Linked DNA regions of Homo sapiens: regions 2, 3, 4, 5, 6 and 7 are each linked to region 1. The links are chromatin loops, found by intact Hi-C in ENCODE. Cell type or tissue: endothelial cell of umbilical vein. All regions are shown on one strand. Links, peaks and the distances in the headings refer to the core of each region. The heading gives the core; the rest is flanking DNA. Region 1 overlaps JUN-DT (JUN divergent transcript). Region 2 overlaps LOC112268263 (a long non-coding RNA gene). Region 3 holds the start of LINC01358 (long intergenic non-protein coding RNA 1358). Region 4 overlaps LINC01358 (long intergenic non-protein coding RNA 1358). Region 5 overlaps HSD52 (a long non-coding RNA gene). Region 6 overlaps FGGY (FGGY carbohydrate kinase domain containing). Region 7 overlaps FGGY (FGGY carbohydrate kinase domain containing).

The links. Peaks named below come from ENCODE experiments on the same cell type or tissue, not always from the same donor. Only the 100,000 strongest peaks of a DNase experiment are listed, where the experiment ranks them.
Region 2: a loop joins it to region 1, with 5 times the contacts of the local background. A loop is called at or near these places in 3 of 110 quality-filtered maps.
Region 3: it touches region 1 in a loop (4-fold over the local background); 4 of 110 quality-filtered maps call a loop at or near these places.
Region 4: it touches region 1 in a loop (5-fold over the local background); 3 of 110 quality-filtered maps call a loop at or near these places.
Region 5: it touches region 1 in a loop (3.0-fold over the local background); 13 of 110 quality-filtered maps call a loop at or near these places.
Region 6: it touches region 1 in a loop (5-fold over the local background); 2 of 110 quality-filtered maps call a loop at or near these places.
Region 7: a loop joins it to region 1, with 2.1 times the contacts of the local background. A loop is called at or near these places in 3 of 110 quality-filtered maps.

What each region holds. Positions count from the first base shown.
Region 1 is chr1:58,881,163-58,885,634 of GRCh38, reverse strand. All of the region lies in intron 1 of JUN-DT (JUN divergent transcript), which reads right to left. It overlaps LINC02777 (long intergenic non-protein coding RNA 2777), which reads left to right. Exons shown (of 5, transcript NR_183656.1): 5 at 1,901-2,757. Among named protein-coding and RNA genes, the nearest start is that of LINC02777, 21 kb to the left of the region's middle. RefSeq lists a silencer at 16-211 and enhancers at 2,244-2,538, 1,441-2,640. In endothelial cell of umbilical vein, for the core only: no CTCF peak of the experiment used is centred there; DNase peaks (open chromatin) are centred at 554, 1,664, 1,954 and 3,934; H3K27ac peaks cover 3,922 bases.
Region 2 is chr1:58,752,939-58,757,410 of GRCh38, reverse strand. All of the region lies in intron 6 of LOC112268263 (a long non-coding RNA gene), which reads right to left. Among named protein-coding and RNA genes, the nearest start is that of JUN, 29 kb to the left of the region's middle. RefSeq lists an enhancer at 1,210-2,409. In endothelial cell of umbilical vein, for the core only: no CTCF peak of the experiment used is centred there; a DNase peak (open chromatin) is centred at 1,770; H3K27ac peaks cover 3,180 bases.
Region 3 is chr1:59,018,402-59,022,873 of GRCh38, reverse strand. It overlaps LINC01358 (long intergenic non-protein coding RNA 1358), which reads right to left and starts at 2,398. Exons shown (of 3, transcript NR_110626.2): 1 at 2,251-2,398; 2 at 1,297-1,386. RefSeq lists enhancers at 2,527-2,636, 2,667-2,716. In endothelial cell of umbilical vein, for the core only: no CTCF peak of the experiment used is centred there; a DNase peak (open chromatin) is centred at 2,503; H3K27ac peaks cover 1,120 bases.
Region 4 is chr1:59,060,161-59,064,632 of GRCh38, reverse strand. The region is part of intron 2 of LINC01358 (long intergenic non-protein coding RNA 1358); the gene reads right to left. Among named protein-coding and RNA genes, the nearest start is that of LINC01358, 42 kb to the right of the region's middle. In endothelial cell of umbilical vein, for the core only: no CTCF peak of the experiment used is centred there; DNase peaks (open chromatin) are centred at 932, 1,762 and 2,532; H3K4me3 peaks cover 249 bases; H3K27ac peaks cover 2,100 bases.
Region 5 is chr1:59,140,983-59,145,454 of GRCh38, reverse strand. The region is part of intron 1 of HSD52 (a long non-coding RNA gene); the gene reads left to right. Among named protein-coding and RNA genes, the nearest start is that of HSD52, 3.6 kb to the left of the region's middle. In endothelial cell of umbilical vein, for the core only: no CTCF peak of the experiment used is centred there; DNase peaks (open chromatin) are centred at 1,464 and 2,244; H3K27ac peaks cover 2,182 bases.
Region 6 is chr1:59,758,005-59,762,004 of GRCh38, reverse strand. The region is part of intron 15 of FGGY (FGGY carbohydrate kinase domain containing); the gene reads right to left. Among named protein-coding and RNA genes, the nearest start is that of MIR4711, 27 kb to the right of the region's middle. In endothelial cell of umbilical vein, for the core only: a CTCF peak has its summit at 2,360 (motif pointing right); a DNase peak (open chromatin) is centred at 2,414; H3K27ac peaks cover 292 bases.
Region 7 is chr1:59,421,012-59,425,011 of GRCh38, reverse strand. All of the region lies in intron 5 of FGGY (FGGY carbohydrate kinase domain containing), which reads right to left. Among named protein-coding and RNA genes, the nearest start is that of FGGY, 130 kb to the right of the region's middle. In endothelial cell of umbilical vein, for the core only: no CTCF peak of the experiment used is centred there; a DNase peak (open chromatin) is centred at 1,891; H3K27ac peaks cover 405 bases.

The sequences.
Region 1 (4,472 bases), core at 190-4,189:
AGAAGCAAGTCCAGATTCCAGGACCCGAAGGTCTTTGTAGCAGCCTTTGCAGCAGCCTGGAGGTGACATTGGGCCTCAGAAACCATGACTGGCCTCCCCCTCATGTTGACATTTCTGCGGCAGTGACTTTGAAAGCTGCCTTTTATGGCTCTGGCTTTGGAAGGGCAAACACTGTTATCAGTAAAACAACACAGGTGCTTTCTAGAGTTGGAGCCAGGTGGAGCCAAGCAGGAAGGGAGACCCCTTCGCACAGGCAGACATGACCCAATCACCTGTCTGGTTCAGAAGGGTGCAAAGACCCTCCTTGGGGAGTGGAACAAGAGGCTTCTGTGGTGGTGAAGGGCATGGCTTGGGGGCCAGACAGGATAGCTTCAAGTCTCAGTGACATGGCTGGCTAACTGCAACCTCAACAACCTCCCTGACTGAGCGTCAGTTTCCTCAGCTATAAAACAGGGATGTTGATGGCTCAGTCCTATGACTGAGCATATTCCAAGTGCTCAATAGCACATGTGGCTAGTGGCTACTGTATTGTACAACACAGATACAGCATTATCACAGAAAATCCTATCATGCAATGCTGGTAGGGGCTCTGGGCTCTTGACATTAGTTCTTGATCTCACTCACTACAGCTACTGAAAACAGAAGACTGGTCCAAGTGAGGTCTCCAGCTCTAAGGGCTCGGATTCACGGCAGAGATCCACGGTTCCTGGCTCCTCTCTCTAGCCCTTAGTCCTCTCTATTACTGCAAGGATTTGGCTTCAAGGTTGGAGCCTGGCTCACTGCCTTTCTTATGCTTCCTAAGCAGAACCCCAGGGTGAGAGGATGTGTGTGTGAGGGGAAGAGGCTGGCCAATGCCTCCTGTAAAGGTAGGTGTCCAGAGTCTGAAAGCCTTGGGTTCAATTCCTGGCTCACTCACTCAGATGTTAATGGCTCCAGGTAAGTCACTGAACCTCTCGGAGCCTCAGTTCTCACATCTGGGCTTGCTCTAGTAAGGGGTAAAGAGGTAATGGAGGGAGAAACACTTTGGAATCTGTAAAGTACACTGTTCAGAATGAGAAACTTCTACAAGTAGATTGACTCTCCTTGCTCTGCCCCTTTCTTCACTAAAAGAGTATTTAGATAGAGGCAGATAGCTGCCTTAGAATATAAGCAAAAAGATGTTTTATTTAGAGACATTTTCCAGACATCTGGAGATGAGAAGAACTTGGTATCCCAGAGACACCCTGGAAGAGTCCCCTAAAGGAGAATGGGAAAAGGAAAACATTCTCTGAACACCTATTATATTTTAGATACTGTGACAGTCCCTTTCATATATAAAGAGTGGCAATGATGATGATGCTGGCTAACAAGAAAGTTGAGTGCCCACTGTGTGACAGGTACCCTTTTGATTGCTTTACATATATTATCCCCATTTTACAGATGAGGAAGCTGAGGCACTGCAAAGTAAAAACAAATTTCCAAGGTCACCCTAAGCTAAGGTTTAAATTGCAGCAGCCAGAGTCGCAGGGCCATGTGCACAGCCGTCTCTCCACACTGCGTTCAGTCTGCACATTGTTAGTCTCATGTAACACCACCTGCCACTTTCAGATAAGGAACTGAGCCTCAGGAAGATTACGTTACTTGCTTAGGGTCACATAGAGGGGAGAGAGGAGGTTCATTGAGTGTTTTGCTTTTTTTCTTCTTTCTTCAAAAATATTTCCTTCTTTGGCTATCTTTTTGACTAGAACAAAGGCATTGTTGATTCAGTTCGCGTCTGAATCTTGCTTCCTATTATTTCCTCACTTGAGTCCTAGGTTCCCCTTAGGATCAGACAGAAGAAGTCTACTGCCTTGTTCATAGGGAAATCTCTGAAATACCCAAAGCCTATCCTCCCAACATGTTTGCTTCTTTTCTTCTTCAGGAAAAGAAATACAAGTCCTTCCGCCTTGGCAAAGATGATAGTACCGTTCCCTTCAGTGTTCCGGTTCTGCTCTATTGGATAAGTTCCGGTTTGACTATGACTACGTGAAAATGTGGAACCAGACCTTCACCCCACATTCCAGCTCCAGCTCTACCACAGAGGAAGTGCAATATCACCTTAGTTATTCAACACATTATGCTCCTCGTGATACAACCAGAGTTCACATCAGCAATCTTGGCAGCTCTCACCACGCTGCTGACTCACGACTCTCTCATGTCCCAATTTCCTGTCCATTGTTCTTTCCTCTACTTGGCCTGATTTCTAAAGGCCTCTCTTGGTTGCATTAAGCGGGATTCCTGAGGGATTCCCTTGGCAGTTACCTTGGGGGAGCTCTTAGGTTTGGGGCTGATCCATGTCCTCTAAATGTAGGACTTCAAAGCTCCCAAAGATAGGCAGGCCCAGTGGGAAGCTGGGAAATGCTCTCTGACCCCTCTGGGAGGGCTGGCAGTCAGAGGGCCTTTTGGAAAGAGTCAGACCTGATCCATAAGTCCCTGGAAAACACCCTGCCCAGGGAGCAAATGCCACTGTGGCCTTGACTGAGGCTTCAGAAGAGTTTGGGAGCTGCAATTCATCCACACACGCATTCATTTTCAAGTAGTGGTTTGCAGTTCAGGCTTTGGAGCCACATAAGCCTGGCTTCAAAGCCACTTTCCAGCTTTGTAGGAAGTCTCTACATTTTTAAACCTCCATTTTTTTTTCCTGTAAAACTGGGGTCTTCATGGTACTTAACTTCATCGTGATGTTGAGAGAATGAAAAGAAAAAGGATAAATAAATGGCTTAGCCTCGTGCCTTGGCACATATTGTGATTGTTTCTTCACGTCTTTGTTCTCCTGGTGAAGCATTTATTCAGCAAGTGTTCACCAAGAGGCTGCCGGGGCAGCTGGGCGCTGTGGCGGAAAGAACACAGATGCTAATAAAAGCCTGAGCACAGGATCAGGCTCTGTGGGTAAAGATGCTCCAGTGGACCAGCTGAACACTTTACAGGAGACTCGTTCTGGCTCTGCATTTGGACGGCTGAGCTCCCACCCACTTCATCCCCCACCCGCAGCACACACACCAGCTTCTGGGCCATTTCTGAGTTGGGAGCTTCTCAGATTACGCTCAGTGTGACCTTGGGCAAATCCCATCACTCATCTCAGCCTCTGGCATATTTCCTATAAAACAGAGATAATAATACCCACCATACCAAGTTTTTGTAGTAGATTAACCAACAGCAAATGTGAAGTGCCCAGCGAAGCCCAGCATGTGGTTGATGCTCCACAACTTCTAGCTCCATTCCCCCCACCACACCTTCCATAACCGTGTGCCAAGCTTGGGCTAGATGCTGGTGGTCAACAGATTAAAAGAAGCTAGACCTGCCTGCAGGGAATTTAAACTTTAATGGGGGAAATAAACATTTGAACTTCTATCCCAGAGAAAGAGCGCTAAGGGCTGTGATGAAATTATGTCTGAAGGGTTATGGAACACCAGGAAGGGCAAATCGCTTTGCCAGTTTGGCCCTCAGTTTCCTTGTGTGTCAAATGAATGAAATTGGTTACTACCCCATGTGAGATGACTTAAGTGAGTTAGTGAGTGTGCAACTACATGTCGGAAAGTTTAGTTCTGTGCTAGTGCTTCTATTTACTTATCTGTTTCCCCATTAGAACTTCATCCCCTTGAAGGGGATGTCTTCTAAGCCTATGTCTTATTCATTCCTCTGTCCCCAGCACACTGGCATAGAACTGGTGCCCAGTCAACATCTGTTGAGTAAACAGATAAAATGACTTATTATCTAATTTTATCCCCCAAGACCCCAGAGAGATACACCATCCTATAGATGGAGGAAAAACTGAATACAGAGTTCAGTGAGTGGCCTGGCAATCAGTGGCTAAGCCAGGCATCTTGGAACCTGTGGTGATGACCTTTCTGCTAGATTTCACAACACAGGCCACTCTGGTTCGGGTGGGATGACATTGCTTTCCTGGACATGACTCAGCTTTCCCTGGGGGTCACTGAACCCAGCCATCAGCCTTCACACTGAGTCATGGGCTGAGGTGAACTTCAGACCTGAGGAGGGAGCAGGGCTGCCCTGCCAGGTGGGTGTGCCCAGGGATCCCTCAGTCCAGCTGAGCACACCACCTGGGAAATCCTTCATGGGGTGAAGATGGGGCGGGGACAAGGATGTCACACCAGATCCACACCCATCTCCCACAAGAGCGTCTAAAGAGCAACACCTATCCCGTCACTGTGACTGGTGGGCTCTGACTCAGAGGTGCCCCTTCTCCATCCCCAATGTCACGTCCTCAGCATTGACTCCAATCATCTTTTGTTCTGCCTGGACTCCTAGCCTCCACTCTATCAACCTTCTTTTCAAAGAAGTTAAGTGATTTGCCATAACCACACATTATGAATATCATGTACTTATGTTCAGAAATTCTTGACTGGCTCCCTACTACCTGGAAAATAAAATCTAAACCCCTGGCTCAGCACTCAAGGTCCTCTTGCTGAAGCCTCAGCCTACTTTTCCTGTTT
Region 2 (4,472 bases), core at 222-4,221, 130 kb after region 1:
AGTCTTGCCAAGTTCAGGACCCTGTACCAGCACTGACTCCCACTTAGGGAACCTCTCAGGATCTTTGTTTCTTCATTTGGGGACAATTTTGGTGATGCAAGCTATAAGGGTTAAATTAAATTAAATCATATTTGGGAAAACACTCTTTGAACTATAAAGCTGTCAGCTTCAGCCCTGCCTTCCCCAGTTTGCAGAACCCACTTATTGAGGCATAGTTCATATCAAAGTTACCTCTTTCATCACCTCAGCCCATCCATCTAGGGGCTTCAAAAATGTTCTCAGACCTGGAATCTTAACTGGGGCCAAACAGTACACAGCCTAGTGCATAATACCAAGATCAAACTGACTGGGACAACTATGGGAAACTCTAGGACATCCCCTAAACTGTCAGCATATCCCACACACATGTTTTCCTTGCCTTCACTGCCAACCAGACCAGGAGCCAATATCCCAGGACCAATCATAGCACCATTTATGGAATGTGTTCTGTGTTCTGAGCCTTATGCTGAGTATTGTACTTGCAATGTTTCAATTAATCCTCACACTAGATCTAAGATAAGTAATCTTATCTCCTTTTTACAGATAGGAAAACTGAGGCTTAAGGAAGGTTAGGACAAAAGTTAAGGAACTAATGGTTCATAAATGATGGGCCAGAGTTTCTATTCCAAGTTTATTTGACTATGATCTTGGGTATTATGATGCCTCTGTAAGAATTATTTTGCAGATGAGTCCCATGAAGGAAACTGACCTACCTGCAATCACATAGCTAGTAAGCACCAAAACTGGGATTATAATCTATGTCTCTTCAAGTCCAAAGACATGCTCTCCCTGTGATACTGTGCTACCTTCCCCAATCCCGTAAGACTAGTTTCTGCCCAAGCGTCCCTTCCCTGAGCTCAGAGCCTGCTGTTGTCCCTAGCCTATTGTTGAATGGCCTGGATCCATGCCTAGCTCTTCTTAGTTTCTTTCCCTGGAATCTGGGTTCCAGATTTTGTCCTTGCTGATGGGACACCTGCTGAGGAAGGACAGATCTTCCCAAAAGATGACAGATCCCTACTTGGTTCCAGAGAATGCAAACAAGAGTTCTCACTTCAGACACATCTACCTTTGAGAATGAGCACCAGACTAACCCATTCCCTTGTTTTCTGTGTTGGATCTGTTAAGCTGCCATGCTCCAAAATGCTGAGTGGGGTCAAGAGGTTGTTCTCCAGCCTGCCTTCTTGCAATTTCATCCTCTTGCTAATTCAGGCATGTTAGAGACCCATAATTCTCATACTCAGGCCTGACCGATAACAAATATCAGCCGTTATTTTTTTTTATGCTTCTTCATTTCCAATTGTAAAAGTTGTATGCTCATTGTTTTATTTCCCATTGCTACGACAAACCCTTCCTCTCTATAGCAGTGCTACAGGAGCATAAAGGGAGCAGAGTTGCAGATGGCATATTGTAACTGGCCTTAAGTACAAATTAAAAATCCACCTACATGGTCAAGGGATGCTACAACCAGATCAATTTGCAGATAAAGGTGCTCATTCAAGCTGAAGGATTTAACAGAAAAAAAGCAGACTAAGAAACAGAATATTTAAACACTTCAAGTCATTTGCTTGGAAAGACTTTCTGCATCTTGTTGGAGGAGCGAGTCATCTTCCTGTGTGAAGTGTTCAAAGCTCACTTCCGGTGAGTAATGAGAGGGGCATTCAGGTCTGGATGCAGCCACTGTGCACGTGGTGAAGTCCACGGCACTACGGCTTCCTCTTCAGAAAGCAGAGGTGCTGCCTCTTAGGCTCCATAATTCTGGGCTCTTCTCCAGGCCACAAAACAACCAAAGTTTCTAAGGGCATATGCTGATGGCATCTGCCAGCTCTCTATCCAGTGCAACTATGGCTGTCTGTGACTCACAGTAAGCTCCACCGGAAGCCTTTTCCATGTGTTTCTGTGCAGGCTCTGTTGGCTGAAATTCGTGCCAGTCCCGAGAAAGGTCTGTGGTTCTGGCAGGCAGCAATCATGTGTTGGAGAGCTGCAAGGACCCAGTCTTAGTTCAGGCTGTAGCTGCAGAAAGGGTAAAAACACAAGCCAGCACACACTGATGTGTATAGTGAATGGGCCTGGACTACCTCAGTAGGCTGGAAAATACATAACAGTAGGTCTGGGGGAGAATGTACATCACATACACAGAAGGCTACTCATTGTCTAAGCCAACAATGGAATTTCAAAAAAGATAGAGAAGACCCCATTTCTCTGAAGCAACAAATCGTGCAGGACAGTAAGAGACTTGTGTTAGAAACTCCCATCCTACCTCTTATCTGGGTTAACCATAAGCCTTCAAATGACCCCACAGAAGCAGCCTGCAAGGGAGATGGTGGAGATGTTATCACTTCTACTTTTCACACGAGGAAACTGAGCTTCCGGGAGGTTAAGTTGCCATAGATCACACTGATAGTCAGCGGCCCCAGAGGATTTGAACCCACATCTGTCAGACTCAAAAGCCACCCTCCTACCTGCTTCAAAATTCATCTTGTTCCGATAAATTGTTATTCAAAGTCACCTGTGTTCAATGCTGGAGCCAAACACCCTTTTGGGGTACTGAATAAAAGAAAGAAAAGGAGAGAGGAAAGGAGTCCTAGCTTTGCTGCTTTTAAACAATGTGGCCTTAAGCAAGTCACTAATAACCTCTCCAGCCTGAATGTTTAATTCTGGGATCACTTTGACAAGTTTATCAGGGGAGATTCTCTTGTGCTATTTCCTTTATTGACCCTGAAAAAGTATAGTTTTCTCACTCAGTCATTATTCATTGATTCCTTCACTCTGTAAACATCTACAGACTACTCAGCGGCAGGCACTAAGGCAGAAGGATAAATAAGACATGGTCCCTGCCATCAAAGTAGTCATGGTCTGATGGGAAGAAAGGCCTACAAAAACAGTCACGTGGCAGTGCACAGGACACAGTGCTCACCCTCCATAAGCACAGACCTTTCTGCTGGTGCAGACCCGGAGCCAGCTTCTCAGCATGCACAGCAGAATGTGCACTACAGCAGCACCCTGCCCTAGGACCATGGGAGCACAGGAGAAGGGGCAATTAACACTCAGTTTTTCATCTTTGAACCACAGTCACTCTCTGAAATTACATCTTAGGGCCTTAGGGCTATTTTCACTGCATGGCACTGTTGGGTGACTCATCATAAATTTAGAGCTGGAGAAGAATGCTGAGATTATTATAATGCAATCCCTCATGTTATAGGTGGGAAAACAGGCCTAAAGAGGTAAGGTCACAGGTAGGAAGAAGTAGAAACTGCTTCTGCACCCAGATCTCTTGACTTCCATGTCTTGCTAATTTTCAGCAGTTATGAGATACCCAAATCTTTTTCCTGTTTTGATTCTCCCTACCTCCTTTCATACTATACAGTTTCATTCAACTAGGTGTAATAATGGAAGACAAGGACTCTGAATAAATATGAAACTTCTCCGTGGGACACTTGAAATTAAAAAAACATCATTTTTTTGGACTCATTTGCAGAAATCTCCAGTGAATGGACCTTGACCTAGCTGAGGTACTTAAGTCCTAGCTAACGTTAAAATCTGCTGCAGATGAATCTCTTTTGTAAAATGTAGTATATGGAAAAAGTCTCGATCTTGGATTTAGGAGGCCTGGATTCAAATATCAGCTTTGCCAATAGGTTGCCTTCAGTTCTTAGGCAAGTTCTTCCCTTCTGAGGACCTCAGTCAGTCCCCTCAACATCAAAGGAGAAGACCAAATCCAATAGAAGCTCCATGAAAACAGGGACTTTGTCCACTGCTCTCTCCCCAGTGCCTTGAGCCACACATAGCACACAGTAGGAACTCAACACATGAAAATGTCTCCAAAGACACTAACGTTCAGAAAATAGGAGTCCATGAAATCATTTCCAAAACTTAGAGTTCATGTCTGTTCGTGTTTTTCCCCTCCCTTTTGTTCAAGGGATGAATGCCTCCCCACCTCCCCCGTCTCTTAGCAACAGCGTGGAAGAGTTGACTGTTCTGAAGCAGTTCTCAAATTGTGTGACCTGGCAGCTGTGCATTACTCTGTGTACTCTAATATTATCGTTTCGGCATCACTCCCCCTCTGCTGTCACTTCTCGGGCCCTTTGCTCAGAACCACCCGCTCAGCTCCTCTGCTCACTTGTTGCTGAAAACACACCCTGATTCCACCTACCTTCACCAAGCTCGCCTGTGCTACTATGCAAGACAATAGAAGACTGGACACCTTCAAGCACAGTAATGTATTTTAACAGGAGTACAAGTGTGTAGTGAGGAGGGGTAGATGTTTTGCAATACTTGGCAAACACCAAATTTGAAACCTGTAAACATTTCCCAAGGTCTTCCATGGGTCACTTTATTGTGCAGTGGATTAAGCAAAAATTTTTTAAAACAAAGAACAGTTACTACCATTTATTGAGCCCTTGCTATGTGTAAGGTAGTTTCACACACTCTTCCCT
Region 3 (4,472 bases), core at 227-4,226, 140 kb before region 1:
TCCAGCACAGGCTGAGGATTCTTTATTTCTTGGTAAGGAAGTCTTCCAGGCCCAATGCGCATTCTTAGGTGGCCAAGCAGGGGTGGAAAGACGGCATGCAAGAGACTGCCTTTCCCAACATACATCCCCACCTTTATCCACATTTGTACCTGCATCCATATCTACCCATATCCATATCCATTTCCATATCCATGTCTATGTCATCTCCCAGGTTGCTATCACTTGTTTTCAGTTATGTTCATCTGCCTGGTCTTGATTCATTTATTTTGATGGTGTCTTTTTTTCTCCTATATTACACCATGAGTTTCTTAGAGATAGTAGCATGATTTACTGATTTCTGCATCTTACACCAGCACACAGTAGATCCTTAAGGATTTGAAGATATTGGGGAAAGCAGCACCTTTGTCAGGCATTGTTCTGGCCAGTTAGGCCGCATCACCTTATTTTAACCCTGGTTACTCTATGACCTTGTCTCACTTCTGACCTTTGCACTGGCCGTCCCCAGGTCTGCCTACGGTTGGCTTTTTCTTTTCATTCTTATTTAAATTCAAAAGTCATTTTCTCTGAGAGTCCCACCCTGACCACCTGATCCAGGGATCCCAACCTGATTCCCCCACAAAGTCATTCTATATCCCAGGGTCCTCTTTCATTCTCCCCATAACACCTATCAATTCCTGAAGTTAGCTTTTTAATGAATTTATTGATTTGTCTATTGTCTGTCTTTTCCAGCCCCTTTCCCAATTAAAATATAAGCCCCATGGTGGCAGGGGTTAGCTTGTCTTTTTTGAGGCTGTGTCTGCAGCTTAGAGTAACGTCTGACACACAGTAGGTGCTCACTTATCATTCAGTGAAAGAGTAACCTCAAGCGGAGGCTATTACTATACCATTTTTTTTTTCGAGATTGGGTATCGCTCTGTCACCCACGCTGGAGTGGAGTAGCATGACCTTGTCTCACTGCAGCCTCCACCTCCCGAGCTTAAGCAATCCTCTCACCTCTGCCTCCCAGTTAGCTGTGTCCACGGGCACACCCAGCTATTTTTTTTTTTTTTGTATTTTTGGTAGAGATGGGGTTTTACCATGTTGCCCAGGCTGGTCTCAAACTCCTGAGTTCAAGCAATCCAACTGCTTCGGCCTCCCAAAGTGCTGGGATTACAGGCGTGAGCCACCTTGCCTGGCCTATAGCAGTTTTGGAGATGAGGAAGCTGAGGTTCATGACAAGGCCCATGTCGACAGATCTGAGATCCAAAGCCCTTTTCAAAGCCCAAGTCTCTTACAGGACGAGAGACTGCCACTTACCAAGCACAGTGGATACGTTGATAGAAATATGATGCTTCTACTTTAATCAGACTTTCTGATGTTTCTCTTTTTCCCTTGTCTGTTTTGAAACTGTAGACAAACAGGCATGTGAGTCTCTAATTCCAGAAAGTTTTATTTACTAGCATAATAATAAAAATAATAGCTTCAAAGTATGCTAAGAACTTTGTATACACTATTTCACTTAATCCCCACAACAAGCCTATTAGAAGGATAATTTAATCTCCTTTATACACATAGAAAAATAAAATTCAGGAAGATAAAATACCCTACCTAAGGTCAGTGGTATCAAAACAAGAATCAGAAGATACAAGCAGTAGCTGAATGTAGTGGCTCATGCCTATAATCCTAGCACTTTGGAAGGCTGAGATAGGAGGACTGCTTGAGACCAGAAGTTTGGGACCAGACTGGGCAACATAGTGAAACCCTGTTTCTACAGAAATTAAAAAAAAAAATTATCCAGAGGCATTGATGTGCACCTGTAGTCTTAGCTATTTGGGAGGCTGAGGCAGGAGGATGGCTTGAGCCCAGGAGTTCAGGGCTGCAGTGAGCTATGATTGCACCACTGCACTCCAGCCTGGGTGACAGAGTGAGACCCTGTCTCTAAAGAGAGAGAGAGAAAAAAAAATACAAATGGCTTAATTTGAGAAGTGAGTGATAAAAGACTAAGGAAACCAAGACTCAAACTCACATCTCTTTGCCTAACCACAGTGCTAGAGTAAACACTCCCTAAAGGCAGGCTCTGAACTGGGTACCAAGGATACGAAGACTCATTCCCTGACCTCAGCAAGCTCATGGTCTAGAAAAGGAGGACCCAATTTGGACAGGAAACAAACCAGGCACAAAACAAGGGGAAGAGGAGAATGGAGAAGGAGGCCTATGGGGACATGCTGGGCTCCTGCAACCTTAATGGTGGTAAATATAAAAGGGACTGACCTTCTAGTTTTTCAGTGTAACACCAGAGCTGTAGAGGGAGAAGGGCCACTAGGAGATTCCATTTCAGTGATGTAGCCAGCAGGAAAGCCCCCATAAGTGAGAGCCTGGAGAAGTATCTCCTACCCTGGACTGTGGCAGGAGGGAAAAAGAGCAGTCACTGTAGGGTGAATAGAGTGGTCCTTAGATTTAGTGTTTTACTTCCCCTCCCAGCCTTGAGCCAGCTGCTGTGACTCATGGCTCTTTGGCTGCAGGAAACCCGTTACAACCTAACTTTCTGCCTAGGTCAATTGGTTTTGGTTTCATTTTCTAGTCTGGAGTATGATCATGTTGTCTATTAAACTCAGAAATTTTCTTGACATTTTCAGTTTCATGCAGAATGAAAAAGAAGTGGTCTTGTGACAATGTGATCACCTTGCTGAATGTTCTAGAGCTAACCAGTGGGACAAGGGACAAGGGCTTCCTTATCAGGATGGAGTCTCGGTCTGTGAAGCCAGCAGTCCCAGTATTTGAAAAAAAAGTTGTCTCAGTCAGTGTTCTAGCAAAAAATGGATGGTACACTCAAACTGTGTAACTTGGAGGGAATTTAAGGAAAAGATCATTTACTTAGATGCAAAGGAAACTCTGGGGCTTATAACAGCAGGCAGTCATTACCTTCCCTATCTCTTAAAAGGCAAGAAGAGGGAGCAGTTCCTGGAACAAAAAGACGGGAGTTGTAGGGAGAGGGCTCCCCAAAAAGAGGCTGCCTTCATGAGAAGAAAGCAGCCAAGCCCTAGCAAAATCCTAAAAGGAGGGAGCAGGGAGAATAAATCCCCCATCCTCACTCTCCTGCCACTCCCTGCATCTCTTGCTGGTAACTTGCAAAGGCTGGGCACAATTGGGAGCTAGAAGGCAAGGGAGATCATTGATGGGGCCCATGCAGGTCGGCCTCCTAGGGTGCAGAGGTGGGTACAGAAGGGTAGGGAGATCTGGAGAGCCATGGAAACTCATGTAACATGTAACAATAGTTATGGCTGGTTGACAATAACTATACAAAGAGTGTCGATTGTGGTAGACAACTGCCATTGACTACTCAGGATACATCTGGCCCTTTCAAAGCACTTTTATGAACTAGCTCTTTTGATTCTCACAACAAGCCCTTAAGGTGGGCACTGTCCTGGACCCATTTTCCAGACAGGGAAACCAGGGATGAAAGAGGTTAAGCATTCGCTGGGAAATGAAGGAGTATGAACTCAAACCCAGATGGCTGTGGTTACAGATCCAGTGCTTGTTGTCCACTGGATGGGCCCATCTTACCCAAAATGATAACCGAGGAGCTAGGTCCTCAATCATTGCTGAAGGGTAGGGACATGAGTATGGCCTGGGGAACAAGAGGAAATAGTTCCATAAGCATTGTTTAGCATAAATGAGATCAAACAAACATGCTTCATTTAAAAGATGTTAAAATATCACCCAAGTGGGTGGGGGTGGGGAGACAGAACCAGAGAGAACGAGCGAGAGCGAGCATGCACCAACTGCACGTAGGATACGAGCCAAATGTCTAATTATAGCTGATAAGGCTCCTCCTGATCTGTGCCCTGCCTACTCATCTTTCCCTGTTCCCCGTGGGGCACTGTGTCCCAGCCAAAGGAAACTCTACTTAGTTCTCAAAATAGCCCTAGGTCTTCTGCCTGGGACAGTTCACCCCACCTTGTATTCGCCCACCTCAAATCCTATTTATCTATTGGGTCCTAGTTTTGGCCTTTCTCTTGCCTTTCTTCCTCTCTCCCTCCTTCCTTCCCCTAGCAAACACTTATCGGCATCGGGTGTGTGCAGATATAGTGGTCAGTGTTGCAGACCTGGGTCAATACTGGTCCCTGCCTTTATGGAGTTTCCACGAGGAAATCTTCCCTCCACGCCCAAGTGTAGGCTGGGGAGTCCTCCTTTGTGTTTTTGCGGCCTCTCTTACTCTGTTGTCTATCACCTGGTTTCGTGCCTGTCTCCTCTCTCAGACCATAGACTCATGAGGTTGGGACTCTGTCTGATTCTGTGGGTGTTCATTTCCTATCACTCCTGTAACAAATTACCACAACTTCACAGCCTAAAACAACACAAATTAATAATCTTACAGCTCCAGAGGTAAGAAGCTGGACACAGGTCTCACTGGGCTAAAATCAAGGCAGTGGGAGGCTTTACTGCTTTCTGGAGACTCTAGGGAAGAATCCATTTTCCAGCCTTTTCAACTA
Region 4 (4,472 bases), core at 262-4,261, 180 kb before region 1:
TTAGCAATGGGGGCTCAGGATCAACTGGGTCCTGGCTATCCAGAGAAGAATCCTTAGCCCAAGGTACACAGGAGAGAGGGAGATTTTATCTTCTGCCACTTCAAGCATGCAGGTGAGAGGGCCAGATGCAGACTCTGCTCCTGCATATACCCTATCCTATTTAAAATGGTTTCTCCTAGGAGTTTATAGCCTAGAATGTGCTCATTGAATACTTGTTGAATGAATGAGAATCCTAGAAATTTCTATCACTCAAAGAGAATTTAAATGATCATAAGTAAAGGTGTTTGCGTGAATTCATTTCTAGTTTATTGAGGATTTACTAATAAGGATAGGGCTCTTGATAAACATTTTGAGGAGACAGTACGATATAGTAAAAAAGACCCCAGGCTTGAAATCAGAGAGACTGAATCCCAAGTCTACCATTTGTATATTGTTCATCTTTCAGCAAGTGATTGACATTTTTGGGCACTGTTGTCTTCAATGGGGAAAGAATGATTTTTGTCATTCTCACAAGATTAAACAAGATAATGGCTTGAAAGAACTGTATTGAGATGTACAGATGTCAACACATTATTATTATGGGGCATTAAAGGAAATTAAAGAATATTCCAAATTACTGTCACTTGAATTGGGGATGGCTTCACGTACAAGTGATGAGGATATTATCTCTCAGTTTCAGTTACAAATTCTTTCACCCCCATACTCTGTTTTGAGACACTGGGCTGGGACTCTACAAACCAAATTCCTTCTTTGTCAGCAGCTCCCTTTTAGGCCCTGACAACAAAGGATGCTTGAGAGAGACCGTATGACAGGAGGAGGAAGAAAAGACTGGCTGCTTCCTGTTTGCTTCCGTTTCTGTCACCTCAGGCTGGCTTCTTCACACTGGCAGCAGCACTTCCTTCCAGTTGAGTCCAGTTTGCAGTTTTCCAATACATGGAGGAGCAGCCTTGTTGCATTCCCTCAGAGACACCAACATAGCTGCTGGAGTTTCCTCCAAAGAGGTCTGGCTTCCAGCTCCACAGAACTCCTCTTCCTAGCCCAGAGACCTCAGCACCAGCTGAGCAATTGCTATGCATTTTTGACCTGTATTCGAGTGCTCTGGGGCTAATCCTTCAAGTTTCTGCCTTTTAATCATTCTAACCTCTCCTTTTGTTTCCTCAGCAGTAGGGGTTGTTAACTATTTCCTGTAATTGCTAACACTTGTTACTCTTTTTGTTATTATAGTTCTTTAGCACTTAGTTAACAATTCTTTATGTCAAATTCTCTCTTAAAAGTAAGCGAAGTGTTTTTTCTGTATCCTGAACCACTGCACAAATGGACATATTAGGCTAGGTTTGGAGAAGAAATAGGAGGAGAACTGGTATAGAAAAGAGCTCAGGAAACTCCAATAGTCCTTTATAAAGGTTCTTTGAAAAATTCTAGAACGTTCCTAAGGTAAGTAGCTTCTGTGATGGCCCCCAATGATACTTACATGCTAGCATTCATGGCAGGATTGATTATGCCACTTCTAAGATTAGGTTATTTAAAAAATCTGTAGCTTCCATCTTAGGTACTCTCTCTTGTATTGCCAACTTTGGGGAAAACTAGCTGCCGGATTATCAGGTGGTCCTATAGAGAGACCCACATACTGTGGGGCCACAGCCTGCAAACACATGAGTTAGCTCGGAAGCAGATCACCATCCCTGCCCCTGATAGCCCTCAGATAAGACTGCAGCCTCAGCTGACTGCTTACAACCTTGTGAGACGTTAAGTCAGAGACACTCAGCCAAACCACACCCAGATTCCTGACTCACAGAATTGAGATTAAAAACGTTTGTTATTTTAAGCTAGTAAGTTTTGGAGTAAGTTGTTATGCAGCGATAGAAGACAAATGAAGTTTCTTTTATTGAGAAACTATGGAAGGACGAAAAGAAAATATTTTTCCAACTTTATTTTCCTAATCAGTGAATATAGAAAACTGATTTAAGAACCAGCAGTTGTATATAATTATATTCCATTGATATTCTTTCAGTTTCTAAGATTTTACTTTCTCCAAACCTTAGTTTGTTTCTCTTTCTGTCTTCCTTTTTAGTGAAATATATGCTGTTGGAGAGGAAACTGGGGCAGAGAGAAATAATACATATTTCTAAATAATCTTCTGGCTCTAATTTACCCACAGGCATACCCTGAGCTAGGTATTAAATAAAGAAAAACTGTATATTTCAAACCCTAGCTCTCATTTCTAAGGCACTTACAAGTTAATTGAGATGACAAGACACGGACAAAATTAAGTAACCTAAGGAGACCAGGACTAATCAGGATTCTTGTTTGCAAACAGTGTATTTGTCATGGTGGGTTAACATCTTTAACAGGCAAACACAAAGTGTCAATGCTTGGACATTATGTACAACTTTATTTCTTGGCATGAAGGGACTGCGAGGCAGGAGGGGCTGTGTTCTATGTACTTACTTAAGAACCCGGAGCTCTGGGTCCTCCCATCTTGTGCCCCTGCCTTCCTCTAAGTGACATCAGTGAGCAGCTGGGGAAAGAGAGCAAATAGCTGATGAAGTGGGAAGTTTTTGTGGGCTAGCTCTGGAAGTACATCACTTCTTTTCATATTCCATTGGCCAGAATTCAGTTATACAGAGCCAAAGAACTGCAAGGCAGGCTGGGAAATGTAGTCAGCTGTGTGTCCAGGATGAAAAGGAAGTGAGGTTGGGTGAACACATAAATGCAGCCACAAACAAACAAATTCTTGTTGAATTCAACAGAAAAAAGTAAATTGAAGTGGTATTTGCATAGCTACTGCTACCAAGTAGAGTTGTGCAGGTTTTGTCCAGCAGAAAGGTCCTGGGTGAGGGTGAGTGAAAGCTGTGTTCAGCTTGAAGAAAGGTTTGCTTCTTTCTAATGATCTACTAAGAGGGACGCGCCTTTAAGAAACCCATACAAAGGCACTATGTGTGTTAGGACACCCTGTATCTATCTTACAGAATCAACAAGAAGGCACAAAGGTGAGGCTTGGATATCAAGCAGAGCCCAATGCTGGTCAAGAACAATCTATTACAATGTTGCTGGTGACCCTGCCACCACTGGGCATTCACTGCCATGTGACAGGACCCTGACACCCTGGAAGCTGTGTCCTTACATGGTAGAAATGGGTCTAGCTGCCTCTCTGGGGTTTCTTTTATAAGGGCACTTGTAAGGGTGGAACACACATGACCTAATCATCTTCCCACAGGCCCCACCTTCTAATATCATCACCTTGATAATTAAGTTTTAACATATGAATTTTGGGGGACACAAATATTCAGACCATTGCATCCTCTTATTGTTTTCTCAGATCACTCCAGGGACCACTCATCTGGGTTCTCTGAGAAACAGACAGACACCAGATAGGCTTCAATGTGTGAGAAATTTATTAGGGAAAGTGCCTACGAGAGACAAGGGAAAGGAAGTTGGGAGTGTAGGAGAGAATGCAAGTGATGCAAGTGCAGAAGAGAGGGGGGATTAATGAAGGGAAATTGGGCATTAAGGGTCTAGATTGCAGTGCACCTCTAAGAGAAGTATGGCAATGTTGTTGGGGAGGCCTGAGCTAATGTTGGCTCATCAGAGGAGCCCCCGATCTCCCCAGGACCTGACCTATTTTAGTACTCCCAGAGTGCTCAGTGATTGGCTGGGAGCAGCAGTGGGAGCATGGCCCAGATGCAGGTGCAGAGATGGATTCCAGTGCCCAGCAATGAGGGCACTTATGCTGCATGTAGTTTGAGATCTGAGGAGCCCATTGTCATGGCCACCATAGCAGCAATTAGAATGCTCTAAATCAGTGGCTGGACTCAACTGTTTAAAGATTAAGCTTCAGTCATCATTCCAAAGAGTGAAGGGTAAAAAGCTCCCTGCAGGTGAAACCCTGTCTGTACTAAAAATACAAAAATTAACTAGTCATGGTGGCACGCACCTGTAGTCCCAGCTACTCAGGAGGCTGAGGCAGAAGAATTGCTTCAACCCAGGAAGTGGAAGTTGCAGTGAGCTGAGATCACACCACTGCACTCCAGCCTGGGTGACAGAGTGAGACTCCATCTCAAAACAAAATAAAACAAAACAATCTCCTAACCCACGTATCTTTAAAGTCATTAACTTCATTAACAAAGCCCTATTTATAATTTCTATTATGATAACTAATAAAACTTCTGGTGTTGAACAGAGATGAAAGTAACTGAAATGGCTCTGGAGTGGCCTTTTGAGTAAATGCTGGCTTAATACTCCAGCAGTGTGTTTTCCTGCTTAGGGTCACTAGACATCCATGATGTAGAATAAAATAAACTGATATGGTTTGGGTCTGTGTCCCTGCCCAAATCTCATGTTGAATTGTAATCCCCAGTTTTGGAGGAGGGGTTTGGGAGATGATTGGATCATGGGGTTGAATTTCTGCCTTGCTGTTCTTGTGATAGTGAGTAAGTCTAATGAGATCTGGTTGCTTAAAAGTGTATCACACC
Region 5 (4,472 bases), core at 188-4,187, 260 kb before region 1:
ACAGCGAGACTCCGTCTCAAAAAAAAAAAAAAAAAGAAAAAAAAAAAACAATGTTATATAACAATTTTATAGCTATGAAAACTGAGGCTGAGACACAAAGAGCAACTTGTCCAAGTGCTTACAACTGGTAAATTCTATGTCCAGGATTCAGATCCCAGCTTGACTGTCTTCCATGCTCATTCCCATTACCCTACAAGGCCAGGTCATAAAGAAGACAGAGGGGAGGGAGGAGGAGTTGAATGGCTTTTGGGGTTTAAACTTTTGAGCACTGAACTAGGAATTTGGTGCTGCTGTGTGTTATTGATTAGGTCTCATGACCTCTCTGGGCCTTCCTCGCAGGTAACATGGAAAGCTTGGCCTTTTTCACTGGACCATTCACAAAGGGAATAAAGAGTTTTGAATAAAATAGTTAAACTTTTTATCCTCAAATGTACCTGCTTTTACACAAGTTTTGTGAAAAGCTCAAAGTATTTTTTTCCTTAGTTCGGGTGGACTAGACTAAAGACAATGGAGACAACATTGCATAGTGCTAGAAGCAGGGGGCTTTGAGTGGTGGTTGGCTGGTCATCCTAGCTATGGGAACTTAACTGTTTTGAGTTTCAATTTTCTTTATTTTAAAGCAGGTATCTACCTCATGGCATATTTGTAGAAGGGAAATGAAATGTTGCATGTAAGCATTTAACATAGCAACTAGCACATAGTAATCACACAATAAATATTGGCCATTATATTAACAGCCCCCATGGGTATTATACATTTGGCATTAGAAAGACTTGAATTTGAGTCTTAAATCTATCACCTACAGGCTGTGTGACTTAAACAAATCAATTAGTATATCTAGTTCATCTGAAAAATGGGAACAAGAACATTATTTGTACAATCTGCCACAGTGTCTCCATAAATGTCAACTAAGATTCTGTATGTAAATGTGCTTTGCAAGCTGTGAAGTGCTGCACTCATGTTGATTAATCTTGGTGGTTACTTTTCTGTCAAGGCTTCATATCCAGTCCTTTGCAGATCTGAGCTGCCTCATCATTGCCTTTGTAGCAGAAAACTGAGAACTCAATCTTATTTTTCTTTGTACTAGCAGCACTCATCAAAATGTTTTGTGTGCCAGTGTGTCCAGATTATTAAAGTTAGGAGTCAGAGGATCTAGTTTGGCCTCTGCTACACACTGGAGGTGTAATCTTAGACCAGTCATTTAACTTCTCCAAGCTGTTTTCTTAGTCCCAAAATAGGAATAGTCTTAATATTTGACTTTCCTACTTGTTGGGGTTATTCAGGATGATAAAAGAGATAAAAAGCCTGTTGAACACCATATATTTCTATAAAGGCTGAGGGGAACATTCCTAAGCATTATTCCCAGTAGGCAGCATGTCTTTCCTCCTGGCAGCTCTTAGCCTTGCAAAACAGCCTGATAGAACTACTAATGGTTTCCTGCCTAGGTCCCTGCTGTTTCATGCCTCGGTGCTTGTGCACTTTGCACAGGCTGGTTGCTCTGCTTGGAATGCCCTTCTCCTCATTTCCTCATCTTTAAACCTCACTCCTTATTTACGGGATGCCTAAGAAACTCATTTTCCAAAATCCAGCTTCAAAGAGTCTTCTCCCTAAAACCCATTTAGACCCATTCAACCAAAGTCAATTACCACCTCCGCTCTGTGTCCCACAGTAACCAGTAAAGACTGCCATCATATCTCTCATCACCCTGCAGTACAACTATTGTTTAATTATTCATTTAACGGCAGCAGAATAGCACAGCAAAGAAGCACATAGGCCCTAGAAACTGGGTTCAAATCCTGGCTCTGATACTTAACTAGTTGTGTTGGGGAAGTGACTTACTATCTCTGTGCCTCAGTGTCCTTAACTGTTAAGCAATGATGATAATGATACCTCCTTCATACAATTGTTGCTTGGAAGAGACACATTAAACCCTTAGAATAGTGTCTGATGCATAGCGGATGCTCCGTAAATCTCAACTTTTATTAATGTTTCTGTCTTTCTTATTTGACACCAAGGACTTATCCTCGGTGCCTAAAACAACCCCTGACACACAGGAAGAACTCAACAAATGATCGTTGAACTTATGACTCAGAGAATCCCACATGCCATGAATTCCTGTGTCTCTATTCAGTCCTCTCCCTTACCCCCTGGATCCTGTCCACTCTCCACTTTTCCTTAGAAACAGGTCTTGCAGCTTCTGCTTTCCATTCAGCATCAGCACTGCTTTCTTGGCTAGGAGTTCCCCTATCTCCTGCCCTGTTTCCTATTTGGCTTTCTGACTCAGATTCTTCCTGTTCCACCCAGCTAAGAGCCCTGCTTCAGACCCAACCTGCTAAGACATTGTTTTCTCCACTCATTCTCTGCTTTGAACCCTCCAGATCCCATACTTTCTACTGATTATATCAGACGTCTTCTGCCAGGAGTGTTAAGATCCCCCGTGACCACTAATTTATCTTCTCACTGCTTGCCTGGGCCTTTCTCTGAGCTTGGCAACCCCTTCACCATCTTATCCACCTACGTTATCCATCCACCCATCCATTCCGCCACCCAAATTACCCACCTATCTACTACCATCCCTTCAACTACCTACTCACCCATCCACCTCCCCACCCACCTTTCCATTCATCCATCCATTTGTCCACCCAGGCATTAAATTAACATTCACCGTGTATTTATCACCCTCCAGTCACCATATAGAACACAGACTTGGACAAGAAGAAAAGCTGGTCTCCAACTCCTTGTAATTTTTAATCTACAAACGGAAATCAGATAACTGAAGAACTGTACTTTGTGGCAGAAGATATTTTGTGTCATATGGGTGCTATCACAGGCTTCTAAATTAAGCTTCAGGGAATCTGAACTTCTTAAAATCATAAGCAAAATTGTGTGGGTGAGAGGGTGTGTGTGGTGCCTCTTTATATATATATGGGCGTTTCTCAAAGGAGAGGCTCCACGGCTCTGTGATATTGTCAAAGGGGTTTTCCAGGAAATACCAGGGGCCGGGTAAGGAAAAACCCAGGGAAGAAATAGCTTTAGTTTAGGGCTTTAAAGGGAGGAAAATGGAAACTAACATTTATTTCAGACCCACTATGTGCCAGGTAAAACTTCTAGTGTGGCAACCCTAGATATGTCCTTGTTTGGAATATGGGAATGGGTGGGAAACAAGTTGGAGGAAGCTAGCCTTTATTGAGTACTGGGCCAGGCAGCATCATTTTATTTAATGCTTACAGTAACGTTTCAAAATAGGTACAGTCATGTGCCACATACTGTTTTGGTTAGTGGCTGACTGCATATATGATGGTGGCCCCACATGATTATAATACCATATTTTTATGATTATAAGATTATAATACGTTTTCTATTAATTTATAGATGCATGAATATTATTGTATTATAATTCCCTATAATATTCAGCAACGTAACATGCTGTATAGATTTGTAGCCTAGGTGTGTAGTAGGCTACACCATCTAGGTTTGTGTAAGTACACACGATGATGCTTCCACAACGACAAAGTCACCTTAAGGACACATTTCTCAGAATGAATCCTCGTTGTTAACTGTCACATGGCTGTATATTATATGTATCTTACGGAGGAAGACACTCAAAGAGGTAAAGCAAGGCCCACACCCCACAGCCTCGAGGCGTAGAATAAAAAAGATTTGAACTGAAGTCACTTGGGCTCTAGGGCCCATGATCTCTGCATCCCTCCCAGGGCTTCCTGTGGATCAAGCATGTCACTGTGTAAGTGCTTTACACTGTAAAACACCACTCAGTGTAAGAGAAGATGCTGTTGTCTGTGCTTTGAGAACATTAAAAGGGTTTTACAAGCCTAAGGAATTGCTGTCATTAAATTTTCAACAACCTCCAAAAAGAATGACCTTTTCCTGGAGATTCAGCCTATGTAAAAGGTCAGCGAATCTTGGTTCTCACCCAGAGAGTGTTATCACAGCAGTTTCCAGGAACAAGGCTGGGTACAGGGCAGTCACTCAGCAAGCACTTGTGGCTGGGTCTGTTGGCAGAAAGGAGCCCTCAGCCTCATGCCAGCCTCTGTGCCCCCCGACCCCTGCTGGGGTTTCTGCCTGGGGAGGGCAGGAGAGTGCTTCATCATAGCCAGCAGAGGAAGTGTCACCTCAAAACCACCCCTTTGCCTGGAGCCATGGGCCTGGCCAGCAGAATACACACTTCTATGTCCGGAAATTTCTGGAACTTTGAGAAAGCTTGTGTCCCATTCAGCTGCCCACCCAGAGTATTCCCCCTGCTGCCTAATATTCACCCACTCCTTGTGTGCATGAAGGAATTCAAAATCCCTGGACTTCTTGCAAGGGGAAAATTGAACTAAGTGACCTCTAAGTGTCCTTCTAGTCACAGAAAACTGGGATGAATTAAGAGAGAAAAGATTTTTTTCAACTAAAATTTTTTTCTCCTTCAAAGCAAGGACCATATAATTTGTTGATTTGGCCTCATCACACCC
Region 6 (4,000 bases), core at 1-4,000, 880 kb before region 1:
CTCATGTCTGTCTGACTTCAAAGCTTCTACTGTATATACAAAAAGGCCGGACTTAATGGAGACTCTTTCACATTGCCAGCTTCAATAAGTATTTCCTATATAACTAGCCCCAGGTTTGATGACTGGCCTAAAATCACAGCCTGACCAAGGACAAAGACTGAACATTTTAATTGCCCTTTTGCAGATTCCACATCTAGGTTTCCCTTGTGACCTGCTTTATCCAGGAGCAAAACCCCATGGAAATGTAGCTAATGCCTTTTCTAGAGCTGTGCTCGCCTTCCAGACATCTCACAGTGGCCGTTGCTCTCCCTGTCCTATCTGGCTGACTCTTTGGGTTAGACCTGTTAGAACTGGTATTGGCCATGAATCAGACAGCAGAACAGCTGAAGCTGCTCTGGCATCATAATCCTGAAAGGAATAATAGGAACCGAGACAAATTATACTTGCAGCCTTGCAACTTTGTCCTTACTCCTCTTGGTTGGGAAGCTGACATGGGGTGAGGGGGTGAAGAAGCCAGTTTAGCATGTCTTGCTCAATTCTGGGGTGCTCTGAAAAGGAGTCCTCATGATGAAATTTTGGTGCAAAGTTGTGCATTGGCAGAGAGAGGTTGTAAGAGTAACCTTGGATACACACAGGGACTTCTACTTGTCACACATAGCTATGTTAGTAGGAGTCCCCTACCCAATATTTATTAGACTGTAAGCATTCTGGTAACGTAGGAGTTGTGACGGGGCCAAGCACAGGGTTAAAAGGCGAACTCCAAAGCCTGGGTTGGAATCTTAATGTGGCCTAACATTAGCTGTGTGACTTTGGATATGTTACTTAAACTATTTCTGCCTAAATTTCTCCATCTGTAAATGGGGATAATTATGGGATCTACTTCAGCAGAGCTGTTGTAGATTAAATGTGGAAATAAATGAAAAGCATTTAGAACAGTACCTGACTCATAATAAGTGATATAAATGCTAGTTACTAAATTTTAGATAATTAATATTTTAATATCATCAATATAGCTATATGTAGGTACTACTAAGACCTACTCTATGAGCATCCAAATTTATTAGTTGTAGAATTATTTTAGGAACAATTTGCTCCTACTAATGATGCTCTGTGACAATATAACGGTAAGGAATTCTTTCACTACATGAGATAGATTTCTTGACTTTAGAATCTCAAAATATCTAGAAGGGAGCTAAGGTGAGCACCCCTTCACACACACTTGATTTACAATGTTAATACTGACAACTTTGCCACAACTTTGTGCACTGGCCTTATTCTTTACATAGGTGGAATCATGCAGTATTTGTCTTTTTGTGGTTATCTTATTTCACTTAGAATAATATCCTCAAGGTTCACTGATGTGTGGCATGTCAGAAATTGCTTCTTTCTAAGGCTGAATAATACTCCATTGTATGCACATATCATTCTTCATTTATATGTTCATCTACTAATGAACACTTAGGTTGCTCTCATGATTTTCGCTATCATGAATAATGTTGCTGTGAACATGAATGTAGAAATATCTCTTCCATACCCTACTTTCAGTTCTTTTGGGTATATACTCAGAAATACAATTCCTGAATCACATGTTAATTCTATTCTTAATTTCTTGAAGAATGGCCATAGTGTTTTCTGCAGCAGCGATACTATGTTACATTCTCACCAACTATGCACAGAGCTTCCAATTTCTCCACATCCTTGCCAACATTTGTTGTTTTCTGTTTTAAAATAGTAGCATCCTAATGTGTGAGGTGGTACCTCACGGTAGTTTTGATTTTCCTAATAGTGCTGTTGAATACCCTATCACGTGCTTACTGGTCATTTATAAATCTTCTTTGGGGAAATATTCATTCAAGTCCTTTGCCCACTTTTGAATTGGGTTGTTTTTGCTTTTTTGTTGTTGTTGAGTTTTAGGAGTTCTTTATACATTTATATATTCTGGATATCAATCCCTTACTGGATGTATGATAAGCAAATGTTTTCTCCCATTCTGTGAGTTGCCTTTTTACTCTGTTGATAGTGTCTTTCAATGCACCAAATTTCTCAAAGCACATTTAAGTGACTCTTCCAGAGCCACATATAAATTTGGACTGAACATAATAATGCAATTTGGGGTCATCCTAAACATTTATTATTAAACTATAGTCACTAAATTACACTCTCCGTGACTGTGAATTTTAAAATCAGCTGAATCCCCTCTCTTCAAAATGTGCCTCAACTCAGTCCCTGCTTCTGTGTGGCAGAGGCCTAAGTAAATGTCGTCCCACATCGTTAACAGTGTGATCTATTAGGCAATGAGATGAGGTTGGCTCAGAAGGAAACTGGCTTCTCCTGTCTCCTTGCAAATCTCTGGGTTGCCTGCAGATGGTGCTAAAGCACCGTGTGTGCCGCCTCCTTCGCAGAGAACAGCTGCCAGCTGCCAGCTCCCAGCAAGCAGCGGAGGACTCTCTGAACACGTGGGGTTTACGGAAAAAACTTAAAAACTTCCCTGAAAAGTCTTGGGAGGGTCAGGGAAGAGATGGAGAAAGACAATCTTTCTAATTTCACAAAAAGAGGGATGCTCCAGCTGCCTCCAGGGAACAGAAACAGGGACAGCAGCCCATAGCTCCTACTGCCAGTGGGAACTCAGATCTCTCCACCTTCCTGCATGGAGCTCCCCTACGCAATGCCTGTACCTTCCACCCTGGCCTTTAGAGAAGGGTTTATATTCGGAGGGTTAGCAGCCTGACTCTATGTGGAGTTAAAGGAAATGAAAAGAAAGTGGATTGCTTTTCCATGAACATTTCCAATTCTGTTAAATACTGATCCTGCTTCAGTGGGATCTGCACATTTGCCTGTTCATCATGTTAAGTGGAATTTGCTTTTAGGTCTTAACCTCGAATACTTCCCTAAAATTATAAAAGCACTTCCACAACAGCCCCTTCATCTTCAAAATCACTACCAGCAAATTAATAGAGGTCTTTTACATCTCTAGCCTGGATTCTTGAAAAAGCCTTTTATCTGGACCCTCTATTTCTACCCTGAGCCCCCTGTACTGGATCCTTTAAGAGGGATTTTTCTGATCTGCATCTGACCAGATCTCACCACTGCTTAGAATTCAGCATCTCTGTTCTGCCTATAGGATGAGGTTGGAGGTCTTCAGCATGGCCTCCAAGGTATTTATGAGCTGACCTCCCCCTACCCAATTCTATCCTTCCCTAGTCCCACTTCCTGCCATTCCCCATCTCATACTTTGTGTTTCTGGATTATGAGTTGTTTATAGTAACCTGAATGTACTATGCTGCTCCCACTTTTATAACTGTACATGTTATTCCTTCTACTATGAATGTTCTTTCTTGCCTTGGCCTGTCTACCAATTTCTTACAAGAGCTTAAAGTTAGCTTGGACATAACCTCCTCCCAAAAGCATTCTCTCATCTCTACAGGCTCCCATCTCTTTCTTCCTTGGGCAACTTTGTCACCTGGCAATACTTCAATTGTGGAACTTATCCCGTTGTTCTAAAATAATCTTATGTGCCTAAATTAAATTGTGTTTTATTCCCCTGTAACACCTGCCTGGAGCCCAGCATAATGCCTTGAATATAGCAGGAATTCAGTAAACTAATATTTTGTTGAATTGGGATTAAAATACTGACCAATGTCATTTTTTAGCCTTTGATGCCAAGTGATACAAAGAGTAAAAGAATGAGCAGATTCTACTGGGTCCTTTGATGGAGATATAAGAGATCCCTACTTTAGAACAGAGAAGAGCAGATTTGCTGCCAATTACCTGGGAAAAAGAACATTGGTCTGAGAGTTCAGAAGCTTACATTCACCCCCAGCTCTGGCCCTACATAGTTCTGCAGCCTTAGGTAAGTGAAGGTGACATTACCTCCCTGGAACTTAGTTTTCTTAACCACAAATTAAAGGACTGGATTAGTTGACCACCTGAGTTTATTCCAGATCTATAGTTGCATGTGTGTGTGTATGTGCTCACTTCCTTAGCACTGTACATATAAAAA
Region 7 (4,000 bases), core at 1-4,000, 540 kb before region 1:
AAAGAGTCCAAATTTGATTCTAGATGTATTTGGTCTAAAACCCATATTCTTTCCAATAGAGCAAGAGCTTTTCTAAAACTGTGACTCTCTGAAGAGTAAAGCTCACAACCAGTTTTAGTGCTTCTTCAATGCCTATATCCTTCATAACTGGCTTATGTGTGAAGCCCTCCTTGACCACTTCAACCCACACAAATCATGCCTTCCTTTGACCCTAAACAGCACTGAATGGTGCCTACCATCCATTTATTCATTGAACAAACATATCTTGAAAACTGACTGTATGCCAAGTGTGAAGACATAATTGCCAAGACAAAGTCCCTGTCCTCAGGGAGCTCACAGTGCAAGGTGGAGATCAAAAATCGACACATGAAAAATAAAGTATTACCAGCACCAAACAAGCTGAACTAAATTGCATATTTTCTTGGTTTTCTTACTCATTCTTTTATTTTATTTATTTATTTTTTAAGAGACAGAGTCTCACTCTGTCGCCAGGCTGGAGTGCAGTGGCGCGATTTTGGCTCACTGCAACCTCTGCCTCTCGGGTTCAAGCGATTCTCCTGCCTCAGCTTCCCGAGTAGCTGGAATTACAGGCGTGTGCCACCACGTCCAGCTAATTTTTGTATTTTTAATAGAGACGGGGTTTCACCATGTTGAGCAGGACAGTTTCAATCTCTTGACCTCATGATTCGCCTGCCTCGGCCTCCCAGAGTGCTGGGATTACAGGCGTGAGCCACAGTGCCCGGCCTCATTCTTCACATGTATTAATTCTACTTCTCAAATGGGCTGTGAAGCTGCCATGTGCAAGCACTCTGGCGGCACCTGTATTTGTATGGTATTTAGAATGGTACTGAAGACACACAAGTTCCTCACACATCTTCATGCATTGATTATTAGCTTCTTTTCAGATCTCGGCCTATCATGGTAACCATCTTTATTTGCCTATTCACTCAAGTCCTCCTTCAGTTATTACACACTGACTGTAAGTGGCCTATGTAGTAAGTACTGTGAATGATTTGAAAACAACACCTTGCCTCCCCTTGGAGGGCACCATAGCCTAGAGAGGGAGGCAGGCAGATGTCTGTGAACAGGTGAGACAAGGTGGTAGAGTTGTGCTAAGAAAGAAACTGCTGAAAGGCTTCATGAAGGAGTAGGAATCAAAGAATGCATAGGAGTTTGCCAGGCAGGTCAAAGAAGGAACGAAACTCCAGCTGGAGAAACAGAGACATGAAAGTACCTGGTTTCCAAGGCATCTTTGGTGAGCCACGGTAGTATGACCTGCCAGAAGCTGGGTGGAGTGGGAGAAGCATGCGGAGAAACAGGGCCAGACCAGGAAGGGTATTCAGTGCTATGCTCAGAGACTCAGCATTTTTTCCTCAAGAACTGGGGAGTCACTGAAGGGGTTTAATATTGGAGGAACATAATCAGACCTTTATTTGAAAGAGGATCCCCCTGAGAAAAGTGGGCCGGAAAGCAGAGGACAGGCTGCAGATAGGAAGACCAGTATGGAGGCTGTTGTAATATACCAGGTAAGTGGCAGTGAGGGCTGGAATCTATTGCTGGGACTTTTCCTTTGCATCCAACATATTGATCTTCACGGTATCAGAGAAATCTGACATGCTGAATGGTGTCCACGTTGGCACAAAATTTCAACATTCTCAGGTCTGTTACAAGGTGCCAAAGAAAAAAAAATCAGATATGGGTGAACCACCTAGGAGAGGCTTCTGTGCTTCAGCTGCCACACTCCTTTGCCAAATAGTTTCCCAGAGATCATACCAGGCATTCTGAGCAGAGACAAAGGCTTTCGGTGGGACCTTTACCCAGTATTGGACAGAGAAAAACAAACTTGCTGGTACAATCCAGTAAAGGAAGCTCTGGCAGCTTGCCCAATTGGTCCAGTTTCCTGATCTCTGAACAGATTTCCCCTCCTGCTACACAATCCTCTGGAGCCAAGAAAGAATTGAGAAATAGGCTGGAGTGTTCGGAAAGGCTGCCTGGCACAATAGTATCCAAACACCCCTGCTGCCACGTGTTTACTATGTGACTCTAGGAAAAATACTAAACTTCTCTGGGCTTTAATTTTACTGAATACAAAATTGGGTAATAATCATTGCATGCCAAGGTTAAAATTAAAGAAGAAAATATAAATTATGAGTCAAGTTTACTATAATAGTAGGCCTTCAATAAATATCAGTTGCCTTTCCTTTTCCTGTCTTTCCTTTTAGTATTTGCCATTTATTAATATTTACCTAGTGCTTATATAATAACTGCTATATGGAAGGTCTTATTCATAAGCAAGTAACCTTTTTTTTTTTTTTCCTTTGAGACAGGGTCTCGCTGTCACCCAAATCGGAGTGCAGCGCATGATCACAGCTCACTGCAGCCTCAACCTCCTGGGCTCAAGCAGTCCTCCTACCTCAGCCTCCTGAGTAGCTGGGACTAAAGGCACGCACTACCTCACCTGGCTAATTTTCCAGTTTTTTAGTACAGATCGGTTTTTCCATGTTGCCCAGGCTGGTCTCAAACTCCTGGGCTCAAGCAATCCACCCAATTCAGCCTCCCAAAGTTGCTGGGACTACTGGCGTGAATCACCACGCCCAGCCCAGCAAGTCAAAATAACAATTAAAAACAATAACACCAACAAAAAACTTGACACATCCATTTTTTACAAGGTAGGACTATATGGAAATACAACCTCAATCTGCTCCTGAGCAACTGAATCTATTAAAAGGCATTGAACCTGGTAAATCACCAAACTATTGGAACATGAGAATCGTGTAGAAACCTGATAAAATTACAGATATTTAGATTCTATTTCTACCCAGGACTACTGAATCAGAATTCCCAGAGGGTTATCCAAGTATCGTCACTAAATTTTTTAAGAATTAAACTGAAAATCTCTCCAGGTGATTCTTGCCATCAATGACTTACTTTCTGAGGCTAGTTTGGGATCCAGTGATCTAATCTCTTTTTCTACATAGGCAATGATTAAATCAGACCAATATCACAGCACACTCTCAAAGCCAAGGGCTGACTCCAAATCAAAGTAACAAAGTAAGGGTGGGATCCCAGGTATCTCCTTTAAAACTCCAGACTAATAATAAAAAGGAAGTGTCCTTAACTTCAACCCAAATCCTTCACATTCTCATCATGGCAACGTTTTTAAAAAACAGACCACAGTGGCTGACTGTGGAGTGGTAGTCTAGTCAAATGAGACCTCAAGCCCAAGAAGGCTACTCAGAGGTCAAGGCATGCCCTAAACATCTACAATACCCATCTGGGTCCCTAGGAAGTGTCAGGCCTTTGTATTGCCAAGACAATATATCTCAAGTATACCTGCCAACCTGATATAAAACATGCATCCTCTTCTTGTCAGCCCAAATGAAGGCCAGAAAAAGAGAACAGAAGGGAAGAGAAGCTGGGGCAGTGGGGGAGAAAGGAGGGGAAGGAGGAGGGGAGGGAAAAAAGAAGAAAAGGGAGTGAGGGAAGGAGAAAAGGAGAGAGGGAGAGAGGGGGAGAGGGAGAGAGGGGGAGAGGGAGAGATGGAGGGAGGGAGGAGTTTTAACTATACCACACCCTGATTCTTTTTAAACAAATTCCAGGCTTTTAAAAAATTTTTCTGTAAATATTTCAGCATGTATCTATAAAAGGAGGTATCTTTCAAAAAATAGCTAATTATCAATATCATAATTAAAAAGAATAATTCCTTAATATCATCATATAGCCATTCTGTATTGATATATGCCTCCTATGTTTTACTTTTCTTAACAGTTGTTGTTTGAATGAGGGTTCAAATAAGGGTGACACACCACGAGTGTTCCATATGTCTCCTGTCTCTTTTTGTTACAGGTATCCTCTCTAACACTCTTCTTTTCCCCTTTGTAACTTTTGTTAATCAAAGAAACTGGTCCACCTAAGTGGCTTTTTAGGCTAGAGTGTATTCTTCATCAGAAAGAGATCTCCTTGCTCTAAGAAAATACTTGGGAAACTTTTTTTTTTTAAA